Linked DNA regions of Homo sapiens: region 1 is linked to region 2. A link is an interaction called in ENCODE POLR2A ChIA-PET data of the cell type or tissue named here. Cell type or tissue: OCI-LY7. All regions are shown on one strand. Links, peaks and the distances in the headings refer to the core of each region. The heading gives the core; the rest is flanking DNA.

Region 1 (12,320 bases), core at 2,426-10,425, 120 kb before region 2:
GGCGGAGGTTGCAGTCAGCTGAGATCATGCCACTAAACTCCAGCCTGGGCGACAGAGCGAGATCCTGTCTCAAAAAAAAAAAAAAAAAAAAAGTCAAAATCGAAAGTTTTTAGAGCTGGGTAAAAGCATTAAAACCAAAAGTGATCATCATATTGAAGAAAAGTCAAATAGACCCATATAGACATACTCTGGCAAAGATTGTTAATTACAAAAATAAAGAAAAATGACCTAAGTACCTAAACAGGTGAGCTATAAAGAAAACAAATTATGTTTGATTTTAATCTTTTTTGTAATACTAAATATAAGAAACCAAGGGAACAATAGATACAGAACTTTTAGGGAAAATTTATATGACTTAGCCATAAATCAGCAAAAGACATGTCCTAAAACAGATGTCGTCAAAGGGTAGTCCATGAACCCTTCAAGGTCTTTGAAAACTTTTCAGAGAGTCTGCAAGGTCAAAGTTATTTTTGTAATAATACTAAGATGTTATTGGCCTTTTTCACCGCGTAGATATTTGCACTGTTGATACAAAAACAATGCTGGATAAAACTGCAGTTTAGCACAAATCAATGCCATGGTGCCAACTGTACTAGCAATTATTATATTCTTCACCACCACACACTTGCAGGAAGAAAAAAGAGTGTCCTTGATAAAATAATAAGAAATTCTAATTTTTGTTGTCCTGAATCTTTTTTTTTTTTTTTTTTTTTGAGACAGAGTCTTGCTCTGTCGCCCAGGCTGGAGTGCAGTGGTGCAATCTCGGCTCACTGCAAGCTCCGCCTCCCGGGTTCACGCCATTCTCCTGCCTCAGCCTGCCAAGTAGCTGGGACTACAGGCACCCGCAACCACACCCGGCTAACGTTTTTGTGTTTTTAGTAGAGACGGGGTTTCACCTGTTAGCCAGGATGGTCTCAATCTCCTGACCTTGTGATCCGCCCGCCTCGGCCTCCCAAAGTGCTGGGATTACAGGCGTGAGCCACCACGCCCGGCCCTGTCCTGAATCTCAAGTACACATCTTTTTAATATTCTGTGTGACAAATAGGAAGTATACATAAAGCCCTTCTGGTACCTAGTGGAGCATGCAGATCGTCTCAAGGAAAAGCATATGTGCAATTGAGTTGCAAGCTGACCTAGCTGCTGTTTTCATGTATCATCATTTTTACTTGAAAATGAACAAAGTGAACCTGTTACTTCAAAGGAAACAATTGCTGGTGTTTGTTGCCAATGCAAAAATGTCAGATTTCAAGTGAAAATTAAAATATTGGGAAAGTCATATCTGCCATCTTTGAGCTCAGTTCTCTGTTGCTTAAAGACTTTTCTGATGAGATTAGTGGGAATGCAAATGAATGTGACTTTTTAAATATTGTTTAATGAAATGTGTTGACATTTGGAAGACATGTATAACTCAGTCAACTATTATTTTCCAAATAACCAAACGCATGATATTACAAAATTAGGGTAAAAGATCCATTCAATGTGAAAGATAGACTGATGGATTCTAACTGAACAGAATATGAAAGATTCACTGATACGGTTTTAGAGTCCACACTGCAACTAAACTTTAGGAGACTGCCACTTCCTGAATTTTGATATAGTATCAAAGGAGAATATCCAGAATTATCTGAAAAGAATATTAAAATATTTCTCCCTTTCCCAAGTATATATCCGTGTGAAGCCAGATTTTCTTCATATATTTCAACCAAGACAACATATTATAACAGATTGAATGCAGAAATATATGAGAATTCATCTGTCTTCTGTTAAGCCAGACATAAAATGGATTTACAAAAAAGTATTTTATATCTGACCAAACGAATATGCCTGGGTGAAGACAACAGAAAAGCATTCTCAGATATGCAAGAGCTCAGTAAATAGAATACCTACTGCCCTTTTAAAAGGAATTACTTGAAGACTTACTTCTGCCATTCAAGATATGGATTATATAGCCACACAATGAGAAGTTGGGTGATAAGGGGATTGTTTTGTGATTTATAAATTGTCTCCAAATTACTTGACTGTCATTGAAAAAAGAGAAGGGATGTGAAACAGACAAAATCTAGAAATATATCACCTTAAAATCAAAGTCCTCTGTCTAGAATGCCTATCTCCCTATGTGCTCACCTAAGTCCTATTTAGATTTCAAGACGCATCTCAGATCCCACATAAAATCATAGAATCTTGATACTGCAAAGGATCTGGAGAGAGGGAAATCACTTGTATTATTATGTACCTGGGTGTTTAAAATTCATCCACATTTAATCTGTACAGAAACCTAAATTGTCTTATTATCCCCATTTTCCAGATGAGGAAGTCCAAGTTCAGAGAGATAAAACCTCTTGCCCAATGTCATCCTTCCAGCTAGATGTGGAGTGGGGACAAAAACCCAGATCTTTTCTACTTAGAAGTCCAGGTTCTTTACATTTCACTCTATTACCTCAGAATTCATCTATCTAAATAAGCCCTACCCAATCTGTTGCTCAAGTCTTCATTAAGACAGCTCCACCCATCGTTATCAGTCCAGTCCCCTCCAGGGACAAGGAATTCAACATATTTTAATGCAGTCCATCATATCTATTGACTGCATTTAAAAGTTTCTCTCCATATTTAAGCCGACATATTCCTTCTCAAACCCTTACCTACAAATCCTAAGAATACCCTTTGGGGTTATGCGTAATGAGAAAGTGAAAGGGGCTAATAGCCACTTGTGTATCTGTTCTCTCTTTATGTGTCATTTTTACACAGCGCAAAGGCAGGTGTACCATGAAGCTAATGAAGCTTCAGAGCCTCCAATCACTGGAAGTTGCGGAGTGTTCTAGATGGAGGGGAACAGATTGTGTTTAGGAAGTGTGTCTGGTAAATTGGCTAAAGAGATCTCAGAAGAAAGGGACCTGAAACTTCAAATCTCCAGTAATTTGTTGTGATTTCTTTTCTCATCTTTAGCAAGTATTTACTTTTGTATCAATTTTGTACTGGAAACTTCATACTATTTTCCTTAAAGAGGGCTCCAAAAATTGTATTCAGCCCCAGAAAATCTGGATCCACTCCTGGTTTGACCCATAGCAGTCCTGTTAAATATATTTTCAGTATTGTATTTATGTCTAGGCATTTACATGAGAAAAATGAACCCCTGTCTTTTTTAACCTACTGTGGTTTTTATTTCGATTTGCTATGTTCGTTTTTTGTTTGTTTGTTTGAGATAGGGTCTCACTCTGTTGCCCAGGCTGGAGTGCAGTGGTGCAATCACGGTTCACTATAGTCTTGACCCTCCCAGCTCAAGTGATCCTCCTACCTCAGCCTCCAGAGTAGCTGGGACTACAGGCACATGCCACAATGCCCAGCTAAGTTTTTAATTTTTTGTAGAGACAGGGTCTTTCTATGTTTACACAGGCTGGTCTTGAACTCCTGGCCTCAAGTGATCCTCCCACCTCAGCCTCCCAAGTGCCGAGATTACAGGCATGAGCCACCGTGCCCAGCCAACCCATTGTTATTTTGGATCTCCATCACAGCAGCCAGGCCAATATCATGACACAGAATGCTTAATTTCTACTCTGCCGTGTGCAAACATGACCACCACTCTAATACCACCACCACAGGTAATTATTTCAAGGGGAGGCCTGACCCAGGCCAGGCCAATAATTCCTTGCCCACAATTTTCAAACTGGGACCGCGAAGAGAGTCAGCCTCTCTCTGATTACCTGCACAATCAGCCGGCAATTGTGTCTGTCTATAATTGTGTCTCCTTATTTCCATATGGAGGAAGCCAGGAAGCTTTAATGGTACATGAGGAAAAGAGAAGAAAAGACAAGGGCTATAGAAAGTCTGTCTTTCCAATTGTTCCTTGGGGCCAGCTGCATTTCTGCCCTTCCTATGATTTGGTTCATCAATTCTTCCTTGACCCAAGCTGGTTAAACAGTTTCTGTCTCTTGTAGCCAAGAGGTCTGCCCATTACAAAGAAAAATTTGCAGTGCACTGTCATACAGCATGTATGAACCGAGCCAGGGTAAGGCCCCAGGAAACTCCCACCCTATGCCCTTCCATGTTAACAATTTGCCTATGACTCTATATCTCCTGAGCTCCTAGATCCATATATCCAACTGCCTCACTGATAGGATATCTCAAAGGCACTTCAAAGTTAGTATCATCTTTCCTCAAATCCTCTGCCTCTAGGGCTCCCCATTGCAGTAAACCCAGTACTCACATCCAAGTGCCCAACTCATAAACTTGGATGAGGTCTATGACTTATAAAATCTAACATGAGGCCAGGTGTGGTGGCTCACACTTGTAATCCTAACACTTTGGGAGGCCGAGGTGAGAAGATCACTTGAGCCCAGGAGTTCGAGACTAACCTGGGTAAGATGCCAAGACTCCCTTTTTATAAAATATTTTTAAATGGCCGGGCGCGGTGACTCACGCCTATAAGCCCAGCAATTTGGGAGTCTGAGGCAGGTGGATTGCTTGAGGTCAGGAGTTTGAGACCAGCTTGGCCAACATGGTGAAGCCCCATTCCTACTAAAAATACAAAATATTAGCCTGGCATAGTGGCACACGCCTGTAGTCCTAGCTACTCAGGAGGCTGAAGCAGGAGAATCACTTGAACCCGGGAGGCAGAGGTTGCAGTGAGCCGAGATCACACCACTGCACTCCAGCCTGGGTGACAGAGCAAGACTCCGTCTCAAAAAATAAATAAATAAATTTAAAAATGATCCAGGGTGGTGATGCACACCTGTAGTCCTAGCTACTTGGGAGGCTGAAGTGGGAGGATTGCTTGAGCCCAGGAATTCCAGGTGACAGTGAGCTATGATAGCACCACCGCCCTCCAGCCTGGGCAGCAAAGCAAGACCCTGTCTCTAAAACAAATTAAAAAACCCTAACATGTTCTGTCCCCTGTCTATCCCTCTTGTTTAACCATACTCTTACCTCAATTCTGTATCCTCCAATCACATTGGTTTATTTAAAATTAATAAAGTAACATCTCCCTTTTCCCCAGTGTTCTCCCACTATACCATTTGACGTAGAACTTTCCTATGTGAAACTGTAAATTCTATGCAAAATACTTAAAAGGGAGAGCTACGGAAGCCCCTTGCACCCATGGGCTTCCTCTAACTGACCTAGGTCTTCTAGACACCGCTCTCAGAAATAAGGTCTATCAGACCTTTTACCAGACACAGCTTTCAGAAATAAGGTCATTCCAACCCTCACACATCTCCGAGTTTGAAATAAGTGGGGTAGAAGTAGAAGAAACTATAGAGATCCTAGTTTTGTAGTGATGTGTGTCAAGGGCCATGCTGACTGAATTTTATGTGGGATGGCTTCAACAGGGTCCAATCTGCTTAACAAATAAATGATTGGACCTCTGCTGCCATCCTGGTAAGAAACATTGATCCAGCTTCCTCATCCTGCTCTCTTCCTAATCAAAATCTCACGGGAAGCATCTGATTGGTGAGCTTGCTTTCATGCACGTGCCATAGCTATGCATGAGAGTCTGTCTCAACACAGACTGAGACAGTGAACATCTGGCTTCTGCTGTGGGCAGAAAACAACCTCAAACGGAAAGGTAATAAAAAAAAATGTTTGGCCGCCTTAAAGTATAATTATCCCTTCCCCATGGCTTAACGCAGTCAGCAGGTGACATTCCTCTAACCATGGACATTGCTTCACTATGGTCATCTGACCCAATTCACACCAGTGAGATGTTAGGGAGGCTAGGGTTGTTGTAAAATATTCTTTCTTTCTCTCTTTCTCTCACTTTCTTTCTTTCTCTCTCTTCCTTCCTTCCTTTCTTCCTTTCTTTTTCTTTTCTTTCTTTCTTCTTTCTCTCTCTTCCTTCCTTTCTTCCTTTCCTTTCTTTTTTCTCTCCCTTCCTTCACTTCTTCCTTTTTCTCTCTCTTCCTTCCTTCCTTTCCTTTTTCTTTCCTTCTCTTTCTTTCTTTCTCTTTCTTTCTTCCTTTTTCTTTCTTTCTTTCCTCTCTCTTTTTCTCTTTCTTTCCTTTTCTTTCTCTCTCTCTCTCCTTCCTTCCTTCCCTCCTTCCCTCCCTCCCTCCTTCCTTCCTTCCTCCCCCTCCCCTCCCCTCCCCTTCCCTTCCTTTTTTCTTGAGACGGGGTCTCACTCTGTTGTCCAGGTTGGAGTGCAGTGGCATGGTCTTGGCTCACCACAGCCTCAACCTCTGGGGGCTGAAGCAATCCTCCCACCTCAGTCTCTTGAGTAGCTGGGACTACAGGTTCACGCCACCATGCCCAGCTAATTTTGGGGTATTTTTTGTAAAGACAGGGTTTTGCCATGTAACCCAGGCTGGTTTTTGAACTCCTGAGCTTAAGCAATTTGCCCATCTTGGCTTCCCAAAATGCTGGGATTACAGGCATGAGCCATTGTACACGTCCTCTCATTCTTTTTTTTTTTTTTTTTTTTTTTTTGAGACAGAGTCTGGCTCTGTCATCCAGGCTGGAGTGCAGTGGTGCCATCTTGGTTCACTGCAACCTCCACCTCCTGGCTTCAAGCAATTCTCATGTCTCAGCCTCCTGAGTAGCTGGGATTACAGGTGTGCACCCCCATGCCTGGCTAATTTTTGTATTTTTAGTAGAGATGGGGTTTCACCATGTTGGCCAAGGTGGTCTCGAACTTCCAACCTGAGGTGATCCGCCCACCTCAGCCTTCCAAAGTGCTGGAATTACAGGCGTGAGACATCTTGCCCAGCGGCCCTCTCATTCTTAAGCTCTATTGATTGCCAGCTATCTCTCTTTCTGGACAAAGTGGTTTAGGGATGTGAGGCCAGCAATTTTTTCACCATGGGAAAAGCTGTCCCCCACATAAAGCTCGGACAGCAGATGCAGAGTAAAGATATGGAAAAACAGTAAAAAACAACTCTGGCCGGGCACGGTGGCTCACGCCTGCAATCCCAGCACTTTGGGAGGCTGAGGCAGGCGGATCATGAGGTCAGGAGATCAAGACCATCGTGGCTAACATGGTGAAACCCTGTCTTTACTAAAAATACAAAAGATTAGCTGGGCGTGATGGCACACACCTGTAGTCCCAGCTATTCAGGAGGCTGAGGCAGGAGAATTACTTGAATCCAGGAGGCATAGGTTGCAGTGGGCCGAGATCGTGCCACTGCACTCCAACATGGGTGACAGAGTGAGACCCCGTCTCAAAAAAAAGAAAAACTGAACTACACCAATCTCGGAGTCTGCCCAGGTCTCACTATAATGTAAGCCAGTAAATTTTTATCATTTAAGCCAGGTTGAGGTTTTTGTTTAATCTAAAAAAACCCACATATCTGACAAAGAAGTTGTATCCCAAATATATAAACAACTCTCAAAACTCAATAATAAAATAACACCAACCCAATCAAGAAAATGGGCAAAAAACTTAAAGAGACATTTCACCAGAAAAGATAAACAGACAGCAAGTAAGCACAAGAGAAGATGATTGGCTTCATTAGTCATTAGGAGCAACATGGCGAAACCCCATCTCTACAAAAAAAGAAAAAACTGATATATAAATAACAAGGTAAGGTTAGTGGACGAAGACTTCCTGGAAAGGATAAGCAGAGGTTATAAGGATAAAATCTTGCAAGAATATGAAAGCATTTTGGAAAGTATAACTTAGAAAAGTACAGGTTTCATAATTTGTTTGTATCACCCGTAAGTTCTAGCATAATATTGCAATATGTTGCTGGTATTTGGTAAATGTTTCTTATTCGTTCTTATTATAGGGTTCATAAATAAACTGTTCAATGAGTGGAAAAGCATTCAAGTCAAAGGGGAGTGTCCAGAAAAGATTCCTACAGCCCCAGACCTGAGTCAGGTCCCAAGGACTTTTCCCCTTGTTATGGACAGACTTTAGGGTTGGCCACCTGTTATTTTCTTGATCCAGGATAATTGAGGTCACACTTTTAGCTATGGCATGGTTTGCAGTTTGAGTAGCTGGTATCAATCTTGTGCTTCCTGTTCTACAGAAAGATGTAGGTTCTGATGGGTATGGGGACACAAGATGCCACTTGCCCAGGTGGGCATATTTCCTGCAGCAGCCCCCTCTGCATGACTTCCCCTCCTGCCTGACTGCCAGGCTCAGTGTTCTGCAGAAACCAGCATTGATGACATCTCATTTCTCAGATCTGCAAGGGCCCCCTCAGCTGCAGATTGGTAATGTGACAATTAAACTTCAAGTGCGCAAAGTCTCAGGTATGAGGCACACAGCAGCAATCACCTCCGGTAGTCAGCATCTTGCTAGCTAGCCCACCTGCACCCCAAACATCTGGTGATGCTATGATTTGCAGAAGTGAAAGAAAACTGTTTAATTAACCATCTTCTCTCACCTCTCTGGGGCCATAAAAGCTCTTGACTTTCCCCCATCAAAAGGATCTCTTCCCTTCCCAACAAGCTATACAATAGAATGTAAAGAATTAATTTTATTCTAATAGATCCTATAATACTCTTTCCTTTAGGAAACCTCCTAGCTGAACACTTCACCTGGACAATGAAATTCAACTTTTTTTCCCCAAGTTTTCCTTCATTCTGAACTCTAAAATGTACTTATGTTTTTCAATGAAAACACCCTACTCCTACTTCACCTATTGTTGTTTTGGTTTTCTGTCATTGCAGATTGGGTCTTCATAAGTACACCTATCTTAAATTTTAATATCATAGAAGACAGGCACTGGCTCTGAGCTTATATCGTAGAACCTAGCAATACATAATTTTTACGATAATAAACACATTACATAGCTGAGAAAACAAAGGTGTAGTTAAAAAATATTCACAGCTTTCCAGCTCCCTCCCCCTCTAGAAATTCCCTTCCTGTATCTAAGGAAAAGAAAGGGGATTCCATGAGTCACCAAGAAGTTTGGAAACTGAAAGCCACCCATTCCCTGCCAAAATGTTTTTTGGGGATATATTTTTAAAATGCAATAAGGCAGCCAGACACAGTGGCTCATGGCTGTAATCCCAGCATTCTAGGAGGTCAGGGCCAGAGGATCTCTTTGAGGCCAGGAGTTCAAGACCAGCTTAGGCAACGTAGCAAGACCACATCTCTACTTGAGGGGAAAAAAAATCCAATAAGGTAAAAGATCTACTTTTTATCTCTTTTCCCCTTTTCATATGCTCAGAACTACAGTCCCAAACAAAGGATTCATAAATTAGAAGTCATTTCACATATATTTATATTTATTATTATTTCTTAGTTTAAAAATGTTTTTTACATTCAATGCCAAAACATAGATACTGCATTCTGTAACCCCACCCACTACCCTCACATACCCATAACACTTCCCTCCTCTCCTGGTTTCCTCAGGGCGAACAGGCAATGCCCAAGTCCTCCTGCTTACCTACCATGAACTCTTACTTTGCTCCAGTTCTCCCACTAGGGCTCAGATGCCCTGTTAGTTTCATCCTTCTAGTTGCGGCCAAACCTGGGAGATTCTTTTCCAGAGGCAGGAAGTACTATGAAAGCCTGGGGAAATTTCCCAACCCCACCCACAGAAGCTAAGTCAGGAAAAGCCTGTAGAGGTGATTCATGGGCTTTAAGTTCATGCATCCTAAACAAAGGTGGCCACCCAGAGCTGTCTTCTAGTCAACTCGACCACAAACCATGGAATGGCTCCTATGCCAGGAGAGACCAAGGCTGGTGGCAAGGGGAAATTTTCTAACCAATCAGCTTTCCCCCTAGGCTGTGAAGAAAAGTCCCTGAGGGGGAGGCTGTGGGACCAAGTAGGGGAAAATGAAAAGCAACACCTGGGTTAGCCAGGTGTAGAAAGAACAAGCATCCCTGGGCTGACCCGGGAGGCTCTCTCTTCAACAATGGGTGCATAAATTAGAACCTGAACTTCGGTGGCAATCAATTTACACCAGTGTAACAAATCCAGAGCTCAGATGATGTTTAAAGTGACGGGGATGGCCAGGCTTGCTGGTTCACACCTGTAATCCCAGCACTTTGGGAGGACGAGGCAGGTGGATCACGAGGTCAGGGGATCGAGACCATCCTGGCCAACATGGTAAAACCCCATCTCTACAAAATACATAAATAAATAAATAAATACACACACACACACACACACACACACACAAATATTAGCTGGGCGTGGTGGCATATGCCTGTAATCTCAGCTACTCGGGAGGGTGAGGCAGGAGAATTGCTTGAACCTGGGAGTCAGAGGCTGCAGTGAGCCAAGATCATGCCACTGCACTCTAGCCTGGTGACAGAGCAAGACTCCGTCTCGAAAGAAAGAAGAAAGAAAGAAAGAAAGAGAGAGGGAGGGAGGGAGGGAAGGAAGGAAGGGATGGGGACTGAAAAGGCTGCCAGCTTGGTTCTATCATTAAGGCTGTTAGCATTCTTTTTTCTTGTTGTTGCTCAATATAATCCATAGCCTCACAAGTTATAACATTCTTGACGCAAGGAACAATGAATCTCTGGCCTCCATATATTCTGTGACAGCAGAAATTTCCCAGGCAGTACAGATGTAGGACCCAAATAGGTTTCAAATCCATTTTTTTTTTTTTTTTTTTGAGACAGGGTCTTACTCTGTCACCCAGGCTGGAATGTAGTGGCGTGATCTCAGCTCACTGCAGCCTTCACCTCCCAGGCTCAAGCAATCCTCCCACCCCAGCCTCCTAAAGTAGCTGGGACTACGGTGCTCGCCACCGCGCCTGGCTAATTTTTCAATTTTTTGTAGAGATGGGGTTTCATCATGTTGCCCAAGTTGGTCTCAAACTCCTGGGTTCAAGTGATTCTCCCACCTTGGCCTCCCAAAGTGCTGGGATTACAGGCATGAGCCACTGCACTCAGCCCCAAAAAACTTTGTCAACCACTGCTCAGTAATGCCTGACTTTGGTACAGCCCTTTGATTTCAAGTACATTTGGTTCCTCCAGCAATCATCAAAGGTTGTTAGCCTCGCTTCCTCTGCAATGATTAGGAAGGATAAGTAGTACAGAGATAGGGCCCTGGGTGCCTTGAAAGCAAGCCTCCCTTTTATAAGAATCCCAGCCTAGCAGGGCTGTGGTAAGAGAAGTGGGCAAAGCAAAAGGAAGTTTTTTACTGATACTCAGTGCTATTGAGTGATAATGCAACCGTTCATCTTCCTGTTGAAGAGTTCGACATGCTTTCACAGTTATGAATGAAACTCTCTCAGATTGTTTTTTAAAAATTCCTTCAAGATCTCTAGCTCTTAAAAGAGTAGCAGTAACTTCCTCCATCTGCAGTCTAACACAATTCCATGGTGACTGCTCTAACATAGTGTGGTGCATATTCCTCGCTTCTGTGGCTGCCCTTCATCTGAACCCACTCCTTAAATTTGGAGAATCCCCTATCATTTGAGCTTTCGTAAAAATCAGGGGCAATGTCCCACTATAGAAGTAGAAGGATCTGATACTTACTGCCCCAGCACCTCTTGCAGCAAGGGAGAAGGCATGTGACCTTGGCTTGGTCAAGTGGACATGTCCACCCAAGGTGTTGACTGAGGAAATAGTAATGCAAAGAAAGAAGCCAGGAAACACTTTATTCCAACAACAGTAACATCCAGTTTTCATGCCAGGGGTGGCATCCGGTGTCTGGTGCCTGCAGCAAGAAAGGCTTTGTCAGACTGGTTCTATGGTGTGACCTTGGCAGTGGCTGTGTCTCACTCTTTCCCTCCCCTTTATGTCCATTTGTGGAGCTTGAGTCTCCAGGTAATCCTGCGAACTATCCAACTCCTTTTGATTGCTTCAGGCACAAACTTGGGAGACATCTTTGAGTTTCCTCTGTAACCTTATATCTAATCCAATAGGAAATTCCGGAAGTGGCCCATTTCCTCTGCTAGTACTCCCTGGCCTAAACCACCATTATCTCTCACCTGAATTACTGAAATAGACTCCTTTAAAAAAAATTAGATCAAACATTTTTTATTGCCAAAAATTTTATGTATTTATTACGTACAACATAATGTTTTGAAATATGTGTACACTGTGGAATGGCTAAATCAAGCTAAATATCATATGCTTAACCTCACGTTTCTTTTTTTATAGTGAGAAGGCTTAAAATCTACTGTTTTTGTGATTTTGAAGAATACAACAGATTGTTTTTGTGTGTGTGAATGTGTTTTTTGAGATGGAGTTTCACTCTTGTTGTCCCAGGCTTGAGTGCAATGGCGCAATCTTGGCTCACTGCAACCTCTGCATACTGGGTTCAAGTGATTCTCCTGCCTCAGCCTCCTGAGTAGCTGGGATTACAGGCACCCGCCACCATGCCCAGCTAATTTTTGTATTTTTAGCAGAGACAGGGTTTCACCACATTGGCCAGGCTGGTCTTGAACTCCTGACCTCGGGTGATCCATCCGCGTCAGCCACCCAA
Region 2 (12,320 bases), core at 1,826-9,825:
AGCAGCTCTTAGACTACTGTCCTTAGAAATGCCTGCTTGCAAGGCTTGCTCTTGGCTAGCATCTGGGACCTTGGCTTTTAGACGCTCCAAGTTAATTGGTAAGTGGGGAAGGGAGAAGGCTCAGTATGCCTAGACTGTTTGTACAAACAATATGGTTAATGCTGAACATCTGCCTTCCTTCTGGGAGTCTGGAATTTGGGTACATGTTTGGTAAAGAGTGCTTATATGGCTAGCACCAATGAAAATCCTGGATGCTGAGTCTCTAATGGATTTCCCTGGGCAGGAATACCACACATGCATTGCTGCATTTTCATGACTAGGAAAAGAGTGTGCTCTGTGTCACCCCTAAAGGGAGTGGGCATAAAAAAACAGGCACACGGATTCTTCCAGATTCCTCCAGTGTCTTTTTCTCTTATGATCTGACAGTGTCTTTACTCTATTGCTGCAATAAATCTCAACTCTGAATACATCCTAGAGAATCTCTAAATGAAGAGATGCTCCTGGAGACACTGCCATACCCTCCATAGGAGCTGTGCCAATATACACTCCACTAAAAATGTTACAACATTGACTTTTCATGTTATAACATAAAATATAAAAGTTGCAGAGTACTCCTTTATCAATTTATTTGATATCTGCTGCTATTTGCAAGATAGGTAGCTTAGAATGTAGTTAAGAGACAAGAAATACAAAACCAGACTGGAGTAGCTGACCCCAGGCACATGAACTGCATATTTAGTCTCACTCTAACAATTCAGTCCAAAGTCATTAGATGGGGTTGAGGGAGACAGGCATTCAGATGGGAGAAGGGAAGGACATGGTGGCCCAGAGCAGGGTATTGGAGTCTGACTGAGAATAGGAAGGTATCCACATGACCATGTGGAACTGGCATAGGGTGTTGGAACCCACGGAGGGTTGGAGGGTTAAGAGGACATGTGCATGAAAGGGTACCCTGACAAGTGTTGAGCCTGAGCAGGGTTAGCAATGTCTCTGTGCAGAAGAGATCACAATGTAGGATGAAGAATATATACTCATGTAGGGTCAGTCTAGAATGGCATCAAAGACCAAGTGGGGTTAGGAAGGCAGGGTATTCCCAAGGGAACCTGGTACAGAGTTGGAGTATGTGCGCAGGGTCAGGACAGCATCTCACATGTGAGGGCCGCTCAGCACAAAGTATCACAGCCCAAAGGTGTGAAAACAGTATCCATTATAGGGATCGTGTTGGGGGTCAAAAGTAGGATGTTGGGGTCCAAGCAGGGTGAGAAAGAGGTCCCTATGGTAAAGCAAGCAGGGAGGCTTAGCACAGAGTACTAGAGTTGAAACATGGTGAGAAAGGTGTCCTTGTGGAGAAGCTGTGTGTGTCATGTCAGAGCCTGAGAGGAAGGAAAAAGCTGTGACACAATATTGGTTTTTATACTAGTAGACTGATCAAATAAATAAAAGTATTATGAACAATGAAAACCAAGTTTCTCACTTCTGGAGAAGAGTTACAGGTATGGAAAAGGAGAAGTCTAGACTAAGTCCTGTGGCATTGATGAACTGGAAGCATCTATATGAACTCATAATTTGTAATACTATGTATCTATTATTAAATACATAGGGCCAGGCACGGTGGCTCACACCTGTAATCCCAGGACTTTGGGAGGCCAAGGCGGGCGGATCACGAGGTCAGCAGATCGAGACCATCCTGGCTAACACGGTGAAACCCCATCTCTACTAAAAGTACAAAAAATTAGCCGGGCGTGGTGGCGGGCACCTGTAATCCCAGCTACTCGGGAGACTGAAACAGGAGAATGGTGTGAACCAATGAGGCGGAGCTTGCAGTGAGCGGAGATCGCGCCACTGCACTCCAGCCTGGGTGATAGAGCAAGACTCCGTCTCAAAAAAAAAAAAACAAAACCAAAAACCATAATGATGTAAATGTCTGTTAAGTGTATACATTTATATATTCCTCAGCTCTGTCCACTGAGAGGACCTGAAAGTGATGACACTCTAGGAGCAGCCCAAATCTTAACTTCTATATACCATTATTCACTAAAAGAAACCAGGGCACCTTGGATAAATGGCCGAATACAGGGCTGAAGTAGGAAAAGTACAGGATGAGCCTGGAAAATCTTGTCAGGCCAAAAAGCAGAGATGCTCAAAGAATGATGGAAACATCAAAAGAACACAAAAATCAGTTTGAAAGGCTCCTACTTGCCAAATCTGGGTCAATCGGAGCATAAAAGTAATGATAGTAACAGAGTACGACACACTGATTAAAATAGAAAACCACATGTATTAGTCCATTTTCACATTGCTATAAAGAACTATCTGAGACTGGGAAATTTATTTAAAAAAAAAAGGTTTAACTAACTCACAGTTCTGCATGGCTGGGGAGGCTTCAGGAAACTTATAATTATGGCAGGAGGTGAACAGGACGCAAGACACAAACAAGTCTTACATGGCAGCAAGAGAGCGCGAGCAAAGGGAGTCCCACACTTTTAAACCATCAGATCTCACGAGAACGCACTCACTATCATGAGAATAGCGTGGGGGAAACCGCCCCCATGATCCAATCACCTCCCATCAGGTCCCTCCCTTAACACATGGGGATTACGATAGAGGTGAGATTCAGGTGAGGATACAGAGCCAAACGTATCACCACAAGTTTGCATTAATTCACATCAATAACGGGGAAAAAGTTGAAGTCTGATGAGAAACGGGGTAAAGGGTCTAAAAGTACCTCTCCACAAAATATTTATTAATTACAAAAAGAAAGCCTTTATAATGAAGCAATCTGGCAGATACCATCTTAATTGAGTGATCAAAGTTAACATCACCAGTAATGAGAAAATTAAAACTGTGTGCCACGGGATGATATGCAACAAAAATACCATTCGCCGGGCGTGGCTCACACCTGTAATCTCAGCACTCTGGGAGGCTGAGGCAGGTGAATAACTTGAGGCCAACAATTCGAGACCAGCCTGGCCAACATCGCGAAACCTCGTGTCTACTAAAAAACACAAAAAATTAGACGGGTGTGGTGAGGCATGCCCGTTGTCCCAGCTACTCGAGAGGTTGAGGCACAAGAATCACATGAACTCAGGAGGCAGAGGTCGCAGTGAGCTGAGATCCCACCACTGCACTCCAGCCTGGGTAACAGCGCGAGACTCTGTCTCAACTCAAAATATACACACACACACACATAATTTGTGATATTCCTGCTAAAGCTATATAATCTTAATTTAGTAATGAGGGGGAATACAAACAAACCCAAATTGAAGAACATTCTTAAAAACAATTTCCCTATAGCTACCATAAGTGTTAAGGGCAATGAAACGCAAGGCAGGACTGAGCAACTGCTCTCAACAGAAGGAGACAAAACTAGTCGTGACAACTATGTGCAACACTTGAATTTGGGCTTTTTTTTTTTTTTTCTTGAGATGGAGTCTCGCCCTGTCACCCAGGCCAGAATGGAGTGGCGCAATCTCAGCTCAGTGCAACCTCCGCCTCCCAGGTTCAAGCGATTCTCCTGCTTCAGCCTCCTGAATAGCTGGGATTACAGACGCGTGCCACCACACCCAACTAATTTTTATATTTTTAGTAGAGATGGGCTTTCACCATGTTGGTCAGGCTGGTCTCGAACTCCTGATCTCATGATTCACCCGCCTCAGCCTAGTAAAGTGCTGGGATTACAGGCGTGAGCCACTGAGCCCAGCCTGGACTTGCTCTTTCTAAAATAAAAGATATTAAAATAAAACTGGCAAAATTTGAGTGAGATCAAAGGATTAAACGATGGTAATATATCAATGTTAATCTTTTTAAAAAAATTGCTGGAGTCGGCTGGGCGCGGTGGCTCATGCCTGTAATCCCAGCACTTTGGGAGGCCGAGGCAAGTGGATCACCAGAGATCAGGAGTTCGAGACCAGCCTGACCAGCATGGCAAAACCCCATCTCTACTAAAAATACAGAATTAGCCAGGCATGGTAGTGCATGCCTGTAATTCTAGCTACTCGGGAGGCTGAGGCAGGAGAACCGCTTGAACTAGGGAGGTGGAGGTTGCACTAAGCTGAGCCCATGCTATTACACTCCAGCCTGGGCAACAAGAGCAAAACTCTGTCTCAAAAAAAAAAAAAAAAAAAAAATTGGAGTCAGCTGGGCACGGTGGCTCACGCATGTAATCCCAGCACTTTCAGAGGCCAAAGTGGGTAAATCACCTGAAGTCAGGAGTTCGAGCCCAGCCTGGCCTGCGTGGTAAAACCCCGTCTCTACTAAAAATACAAAAATTAGCAGGCCATGGTGGCAGGTGCCTGTAATCCCAGCTACTCAGGAGGCTGAGGCAGGAGAATCGCTTGAACCTGGGAGGTGGAGGTTGCAGTAAGCAGAGATTGCGCCACTGCACTCCAGCGTGGGCGACAGAGTGAGACTCCGTTTCAAAAAAAAAAAAATAAAAAGAAAGAAAAAAAAATTGCATAGAGGAAAGTTGTGTATATATATACACACACATATATACACGTGTGTGTATATACACACATATACATATGTATATATACACGTGTGTGTGTGTGTGTGTGTGTGTGTGTGTATATATATATATTTTTTTTTTTGAGACGGAGTGTTGCTCTGTCACCAGGCTGGAGTGCAGTGGTGCGATCTCAGCTCACTGCAACCTCCAACTCCCTGGTTCGAGCGATTTTCCTGCCTCAGCCTCCCGAGTAGCTGGAATTACAGGCACATGCCACCACACTGAGCTAATTTTTTGTATTTTTAGTAGAGATGGGGTTTCACCACGTTGGCTAGGATGGTCTCAATCTCCTGACCTCATGATCTACCCGCCTCAGCCTCCCAAAGTGCTGGAACTACAGGCATGAGCCACTGCACTCAGCCTTAATATATTTTTTAAAAGTCACTTTTGTCCCTATATTTTTTATTGGCCCACCAGGTCTCCAGACTACTTATTATGATAACGGAAATAAAAAACTTACATCAATCTCCATGTGCCGAAACCTGCACACCTGTCGAAAACAGCGCCCTTCTTGCCATAATGTGCAAACAGTTTCATTTCCTATTGCAGCTTCACAGTGACGGAATGGGCAGCTGTCACCCTGTAAACAAATAGAGAACACTCTATTTGTAGCATTGAAATACATCCTAGGTAAAATATCCATAACAAGAGCTCCTGGAATTTAGACAAGCACAAATGAGTAAGAAAGGACTGGTAAGGTAAAAAACAATGGACATGGAATGACAGGAACAAACCGAGAGCAACAAATTATTTCCTATAACCTATTTCTTGACAGTACCCTTCGTTTGATCTGGCATGAGTGACACAAGCTGAAAAAAAGAGTTGAAAAAGACAAGTAGGAGTGTTAGGTCCTCTTTAAAAATGTATTTTACAGTTCATCTTCAAAACTGACATCTCGCCTTGTGTAACTCTAGCTTTTGATGGAAAATCAGAAAGTAAATAGAATTTAAATATAATTAACATATATACAATATAACTGTGCTCCACTGCATACTTTATGCAACGGTAATATCTGAAATAAAACGCTACTGTTGTGCAAACTGCTATAGGTAAGATAAAATTATCACAGCTTTGCTCAAAACTCATCATTTAAAACATAATATCACCGGGCGTGGGGGCTCACGCCTGTAATCCCAGCACTTTGGGAGGCCGAGGCGGGCAGATCACAAGGTCAGGAGTTCAAGACAAGCCTGGCCAACACGTGAAACCCTGTCTGTACTAAAAATACAGTTAGCTGGGTGTGGTGGCAGGCGCCAGAAATCCCAGCTACTTGGGAGGCTGAGGCAGGAGAATGGCTTGAACCTGGGAGGCGGAGGTTACAGTAAGCCAAGACCATACCACTGCACTCCAGCCTGGGTGACAGAACTAGACTCCGTCTCAAAAAATAAAAATAAAAAAAAAATCAAGATGACTGAAGAACAAATTTTTTTAACATATACGTTTATAGAATTAGTCATAAAATCACAGAAAGCAATAGGTATATGTAAATAGAGCTGCAAAAGAATCAAGGAGAAAAACAGAAGTTTTGACAAAGATTAAGCCAAAAAACTGCAAAAGCATATTTAGTATGATGACTCTATATTCTTAGTACTCAGCAGGAAATCTGGGAGAAGAAAGAAGTCAAATTCAACCCATGACAGTTTCTGGAAGTACAACACAATTCACTAACTATTCACTCACTCATTTAATATGAAGTATATAAAATCAAAGTTAGTAAGGCATAGGTCAAAGTGGCCCCATTTCCAAAGGCACCCTGAACAGATTAATTTTGAACACTGAATGATGACTACATGCCACGTGCCTTTTCACTTTTGTACAAGATGGGAAAATTAGTTATATATAAAATGAAAAGAAAAAAACACTGAATTACCCTAAATACATTATCCTTTAAAAAACTGACAGCCAATAATAAAGTTGGGCAAAAAATATATATATAATAAAAACAACTTAAAATGTTGGGAAAATCTTATCCAATTCTATTAAGCAAATTGTAGAAAGAACTGATTTAAAGATGTCAATTCTTACTTTGGTACATGTGGAATAGAAAAAAAAATAGCAGTCTTCTCCTTGATTAGGCATGCTGGGTAGATTCTTAGATCAGAAGTGGCTTCTTGAAACAAGCCACTGCTTCCTCAAAGCAAGGACCAGGCTCCAAGTCCTCGTGAAATGGGTTTAATCTTCCAAATGACAACTTGATCACAGAAATTGTCTTTAAACTGTAATCCTAAAATGAGGAGACAATGAATTAAAATATTTCAGGTAAATTCTTCCTCCTTCAAATCACCATGGCTAATGAGATCGTATTGCTAGAGTCAAATTTTATTAATACGACCTTGCTTATACAGAGCCTTGTAAACACACTGATTGCGAATACTGTACATTCCCATCTACAATGTAAAATTTTGACTAGAAAGGCCATGCCCTTCTTTTATATTCTCTGTGATGCTTGTTACACAGTTACAGCATTGTAAATAAGCATTGTTAACTAAAGATCTACATTTTATTTTTAACTCTTTTTAGAGACAGTGTCTCACTCTGTTGCCCAGGCTGGAGTGCAATGATGTGATCACAGCTCACAGCAACACTGAACTCCTGGGCTCAAGGGATTCTCCCACCTCAGCCTCCCCCAAGTATCCAGGACTACAGGCACATACCACTATACCCAGCTAATTTTTTAAAAAAAATTTTTGTAAAGACAGGATCTTGCTATGTTGTTCAGTCTGGTCTTGAACTCCTGCCTCAAGCAATCCTCCTCACTTGGCCTCCCAAAATGCTGGGATTATAGGTGTGAGCCATCCCGCCCAGCCTGATCTACATTATACATATATGTATATATGTATGTATATATGTATTTTTGCCTACTAATTTGAAAGTCTCAAAAGACTACATACATTTTAGATTATTAATGGGACTTAGGTTACTAACACAAAATACTTGCTAACAAAATATGATAAAGTAGAATGTTTCATCTAAATGAAAAACTTCAAATATTTTCACAAGCATTTTTATTCCAAAAGTATATAATCATAACTAGGTGAGAAAACCCTGTTTAGCTAGAATAACTGATGAAAACAATTACTTCTGAAAAGGTCTATCGATCTAGCTTACGTTAATGAAGACGACTAGAGGTGTACACCAATTACAAACAAGACGCAAAAGTAGTCTTTGGGGCTTTCCATAATAGTGATTCCACAAAACAACAAATATTTTCTCCCCTAGTCCATGGCATACCCTGATCTCCACACTAAAACGTCCAAGCAAGCTTCTACAAAAGCATATAACAAAAGCACATACGAGAATATGGAAAGGGTTTCCACAAACGTACATACCAGAAGATCAGGTTTCAGAAATAGTGATCTACAACTTGAAATCAATTAAATCAAATTCAGTCATATCTCCCACTAATAATTCCTAATGCAAGAATGGTATGCCATGATGAAAAGTCACCTTGATGTTAACAACCTGGATTAAGAGTCTGACACTGAACATGGGTACTAAACATGTACCCAAATGTTTAAAGTTTACATACCCTTCGACAATTCCATTTCTAGAATGTATTATAATATGTAAAAGTATTAAAGGTAACAATGCACAATAAATGTTATCACAATCTTGTTTTAATAATGAAATAGGCCGGGTGCAGTGGCTCATACCTATAATCCCAGCACTCTGGGAGGCCAAGGTGGGCAGATCGCTTGAGTCCAGGAGTTCGAGACCAGCCTGGACAACATGGCAAAACCCCATCTCTTAAAAAAAAAAAAAAAAAAAAAGCTGGGTGTGGTGGCACACTCCTGTGATCCCAGCTACACGGGGGAGCTGAGGCACAAGAATCACTTGAACCCAGGAGGCAGAGGTTGCAGTGAGCTGACATTGCGCCACTGCACTCCAGCTTGGGCAACAGAGCGAGACACTGTCTCAAAAAAAAAAAAAAAAGAAAAGAAAAGGAAGAAAATAATGAAATAACATCTAGAAACCTAACTGTTCAAAAACTGGAGACTATTTTTAAAAATTATGATATATGGCCAGGCACGGTGGCTCATGCCTGTAATCCCAGCACTTTGGGAGGTGGAAGCTGGTGGATCACTTGAGGTCAGGAGTTTGAGAACAGCCTGGACAACATGGCGAAACCCCATCTCTACTAAAAATACAAAAATTACCCAGGTGTGGTGGCACACACCTGTAGTCCCAGCTACTCAGGAGCCTAAGGTAGGGAAACTTCTTGAACCCGGGAGGTGGAGGTTGCAGTGAGCCGAGATCATGCACTGCACTCCATCCTGGACAACAGAGTGAGACTCTATCTCAAAAATAAACAAATGATTTAAAAAAATTACGGTATATTCATGTAATGTGACAATATACAGCCATTAGAGTTTCATACCAGAAAGTGAATGCTGCTGTAAAAAACCAAAAACAAAAAAATCTAAAAATATGTAAGCAGCTTTGTTATTGGGTCATAGGTGGAGGCTGGAAGACTTTTGAGGTACTTGATAGAAAAGGCCTAGAAGAAACTGCTGCTAAAGCATATGAACGTTAAAGGTACTTAAGGTACTTATGGTGAGGTTTCAGTCAGAAATTAGGATCGTGTTATTGGAAACTGGAGGAAAGGTTATTCTTTTTTTTTTCTTTGAGATGGAGTCTTGCTCTGTCACCCAGGCTGGAATGCAATGGTGCCATCTTGGCTCACTGCAACCTCTGCCTCCCAGGTTCAAGCAATTCTCCCGCCTCAGTCTCCCAAGTAGCTGGAATTACAGGCTTGCACCACCACATATGGCTAATTTTTGTATTTTTAGTAGAGACAGGGTTTCGCCATGTTGGCCAGGCTGGTCTTGAACTTCTGACCTCAGATGATCCTCCCACCTCAGCCTCCCAAAGTGCTGGGATTACAGGTGTGAGCCAGCGCCTGGCCGGAAAGGTTATTCCTGTTAAAAAGTGGCAGAGAACTTAGAATTGGGTTGTGTTGGGCAGAAGGCAGAACCTGGAAGCAATGAACTTGGGTTTTAGCTGAGGAGATTTCTAAGCAAAGTGTGGAAGGAACAGCCTGGGCTTTTCCTGCTGCTTACAGTGAAATGCAAGGAGAGAGACATATTGAGGCAAGAACTATGAAGCAAAAAGGAATAAAGAATCTGAACTTGAAAATTTAGAAAATTCTCACTCTATCCATATTGCAAAAAAAAAAAACAAGAATGTATGCTCTGTAGAGAAAAGGGTATGGGTGGGCAACAGTTTGTTGGAGATTAGGTGTGTGACTAGATTCAGGCAACCATCTTAGCAAAAAATGTTGCCAGCTTAAAATGAAAGAGACAGACATGTACAGAGGGAATGTGATGAGAAGACACACAAGGAGAAGATGACCATGTGGCTGGAGTGATGCATCTACAAACCAAGGAATGCCAAGGATTGCCAACAAACACCAGAAGCCAGAATGGGTAAGGATCATTCCTCTACAGGCTTCAGAGGGAGAATGGCCCTGCTGAAAACATTTTAGACATCTCACCTTCAGAATTGTGAGACAACAAACTTCTGTAGCTACCCAGTTTGTGATACTTTGTTATGGAAGTCCTAGGAACTAATACAGATAACAAGCATAGTCAAATGACCTTTGACAAAGGGGAAAAGGATAGTCTTTTCAACATATGTTACTGGAACAAATGGATATCCACATATAAAAAAATAATTTTAGACACAGACTTTATACTTTTCACAAAAAATAACATGGATAACAACTTAAATACAAAAGAAAACCAATAAATTGGTTTTCAATAAAAACCATTAAAATTTAGCCAGGCATGGTGGTGAATGCCTGTGATCCCAGCTACTGAGGAGGCTGAGGCAAGAGAATTGCTTGAACCTGGGAGGCGGAGGTTGCAGTGAGCTGAGATCACACCACTGCACTCCAGCCTAGGCAACAAGAGCAAAACTCCATCCAAAAAAAAACAAAAAACAAAAAACAAAAAAACATTAAATTGGAGTTCATTAAAATTAAAAAGGTCTGCTCTGTGAAAGCTCTGTTAAGAAGCTTAAGAAAGAATGAAAAAGCCACAGGCTGGGAGAAAATATTTGCAAAACATAACTGATAAGGTCTGATATACAAAATATATAACTCTTGAAACTCAAAAATAAGAAAACAACTCCCCAATTCAAAAAGGCAAAAGATCTGAACAGGTACCTCACCAAAGAAGGTATACAGATGGAAAATAAGCATTTGAAATCTTGCCCAACATCATGCATCATTAGGGATTGCAAATTCCTTTTCTAATGGCTAAAATCCATTTGGGCACAGTGGCTCACACTTGTAATCCCAGCACTTTGGGAGGCCGAGGCAGGTGGGTCATCTGAGGTCAGGAGTTCAAGACGAGCTTGGCAAACATGGTGAGACCCCATCTCTACTAAAAATACAAAAATTAGCTGGCCGTGGTAGCACACACCTGTAATCCCAGCTACTCAGGAGGCAAAAACAGGAGAATCGTTTGAACCTAGGAGGCAGAGGCTGCAGTGAGCCGAGATCATGCCACTATACTCCAGCCTGGGCAACAGAGTGAGACTCCGTCTCAAAAAAAAAAAAAAAAAAAAATTTAGAATGGCTAAAATCCAAAATACTGAAAGCACTAAATGCTGGTGAGGATGGGAAGCAACAAGACAGAAGTCTGAAAAAAACACAAAACATGGAATAGTATGCATCCAATAAAAAGGAACAAAATCATGTCCTTTGCAGGGACATGAATGGAGCCAGAGGCTATTATCCTTAGCAAACTAATGCAGAAACAGGAAACCAAATACAGCATGTTCTCACTTATAAGTGGGAGCTAAATGCTGAGAACACTTGGACACATAGAGGGGAACAACAAACACTGGAGCCTATCAGAAGGTAGAAGGTGGGAGGAGGGAGAGGATCAGGAAAAACAACTAATAGATACTAGGCTTAATACCTGGGTGATGAAATAATCTGTACAACAAACCCCCACGACACACATTTACCTGTGTAACAAACCTGCACATCCTGCACATGTACCCCTGAATTTAAAATGAAAGTTAAGGCCCAGTGTGGTGACTCATACATGTAATCCCAGCACTTTGGGAGGCCGAGGTGGGTGGATCACTTGAGGTCAGTAGTTCAAGACCAGCCTGGCCAACATGGTGAAACCTCGTCTCTATCAAAAAATATAAAAATTAGCCAAGCATGGTGGCACACATCTATAGTCCCAGCTACTCAGGAGGCTGAGGTGTGAGAATCACTTGAACACAGGAGGTGGAGGTTGCAGTGAACCAAGATCACACTACTGCACTCCAGCCTGGGTGACAGTGAGACCTGTCTAAAAAAAAAAAAAAAGAAAAAGACAAAGCTATCTGAATACTTTTCAGACATATATGCAACAAAGGAAAAAGTTTAATAATAAAAAAAGTCATTTGAGGTCAAGAGTTCAAGACCAGCCTGGCCAACATGGCAAAATCCCATCTCTACTGAAAATACAAAAAATTAGCCAGGCGTGGTAGCCCACAACTGTAGTCTCAGCTACTCGGGAGGCTAATGTACAAGAATCGCTTGAATCCAGGGGGCAGAGGTTGCAGTGAGCCACAATCTTGCCACTGCACTCCAGACTAGGCAACAGAGCAAGATTCTGCCTCCAGAAAAAAAAAGTTTTTAAGGGGAATAAAAGGCTTAGAGGTCAATCTCACTCACAAAATCAATATTCCAAAGAACATATTTGAAACTGTTACCGGTTTTAGAAAGACCAGCAACAAAGTAATTGAAACAATGAAATGGTAGCTATGAAATGCAAAGACACAGCAGAATTTACAATTTTTTGGCAACTAA

The links. ChIA-PET counts read pairs that join two places held together with the same protein. Peaks named below come from ENCODE experiments on the same cell type or tissue, not always from the same donor. Only the 100,000 strongest peaks of a DNase experiment are listed, where the experiment ranks them.
Region 1: POLR2A ChIA-PET joins it to region 2 with 11 read pairs; 2 of 35 experiments call an interaction of 5 or more read pairs at or near these places.

Annotation. Positions count from the first base shown.
Region 1 is chr1:203,931,395-203,943,714 of GRCh38, reverse strand. No RefSeq gene overlaps it. Among named protein-coding and RNA genes, the nearest start is that of SNRPE, 76 kb to the right of the region's middle. RefSeq lists enhancers at 5,383-5,882, 5,883-6,384. In OCI-LY7, for the core only: no CTCF peak of the experiment used is centred there; DNase peaks (open chromatin) are centred at 5,524 and 8,204; H3K4me3 peaks cover 2,831 bases; H3K27ac peaks cover 5,085 bases.
Region 2 is chr1:203,811,337-203,823,656 of GRCh38, reverse strand. It overlaps ZBED6 (zinc finger BED-type containing 6), which reads right to left. Exons shown (of 17, transcript NM_001395895.1): 2 at 6,533-6,731; 3 at 4,968-5,087. It overlaps ZC3H11A (zinc finger CCCH-type containing 11A), which reads right to left. Exons shown (of 18, transcript NM_001376342.1): 3 at 6,533-6,731; 4 at 4,968-5,087. The coding sequence starts at 6,586. Among named protein-coding and RNA genes, the nearest start is that of ZC3H11A, 22 kb to the right of the region's middle. In OCI-LY7, for the core only: a CTCF peak has its summit at 4,963; a DNase peak (open chromatin) is centred at 5,016; H3K4me3 peaks cover 1,090 bases; H3K27ac peaks cover 4,127 bases.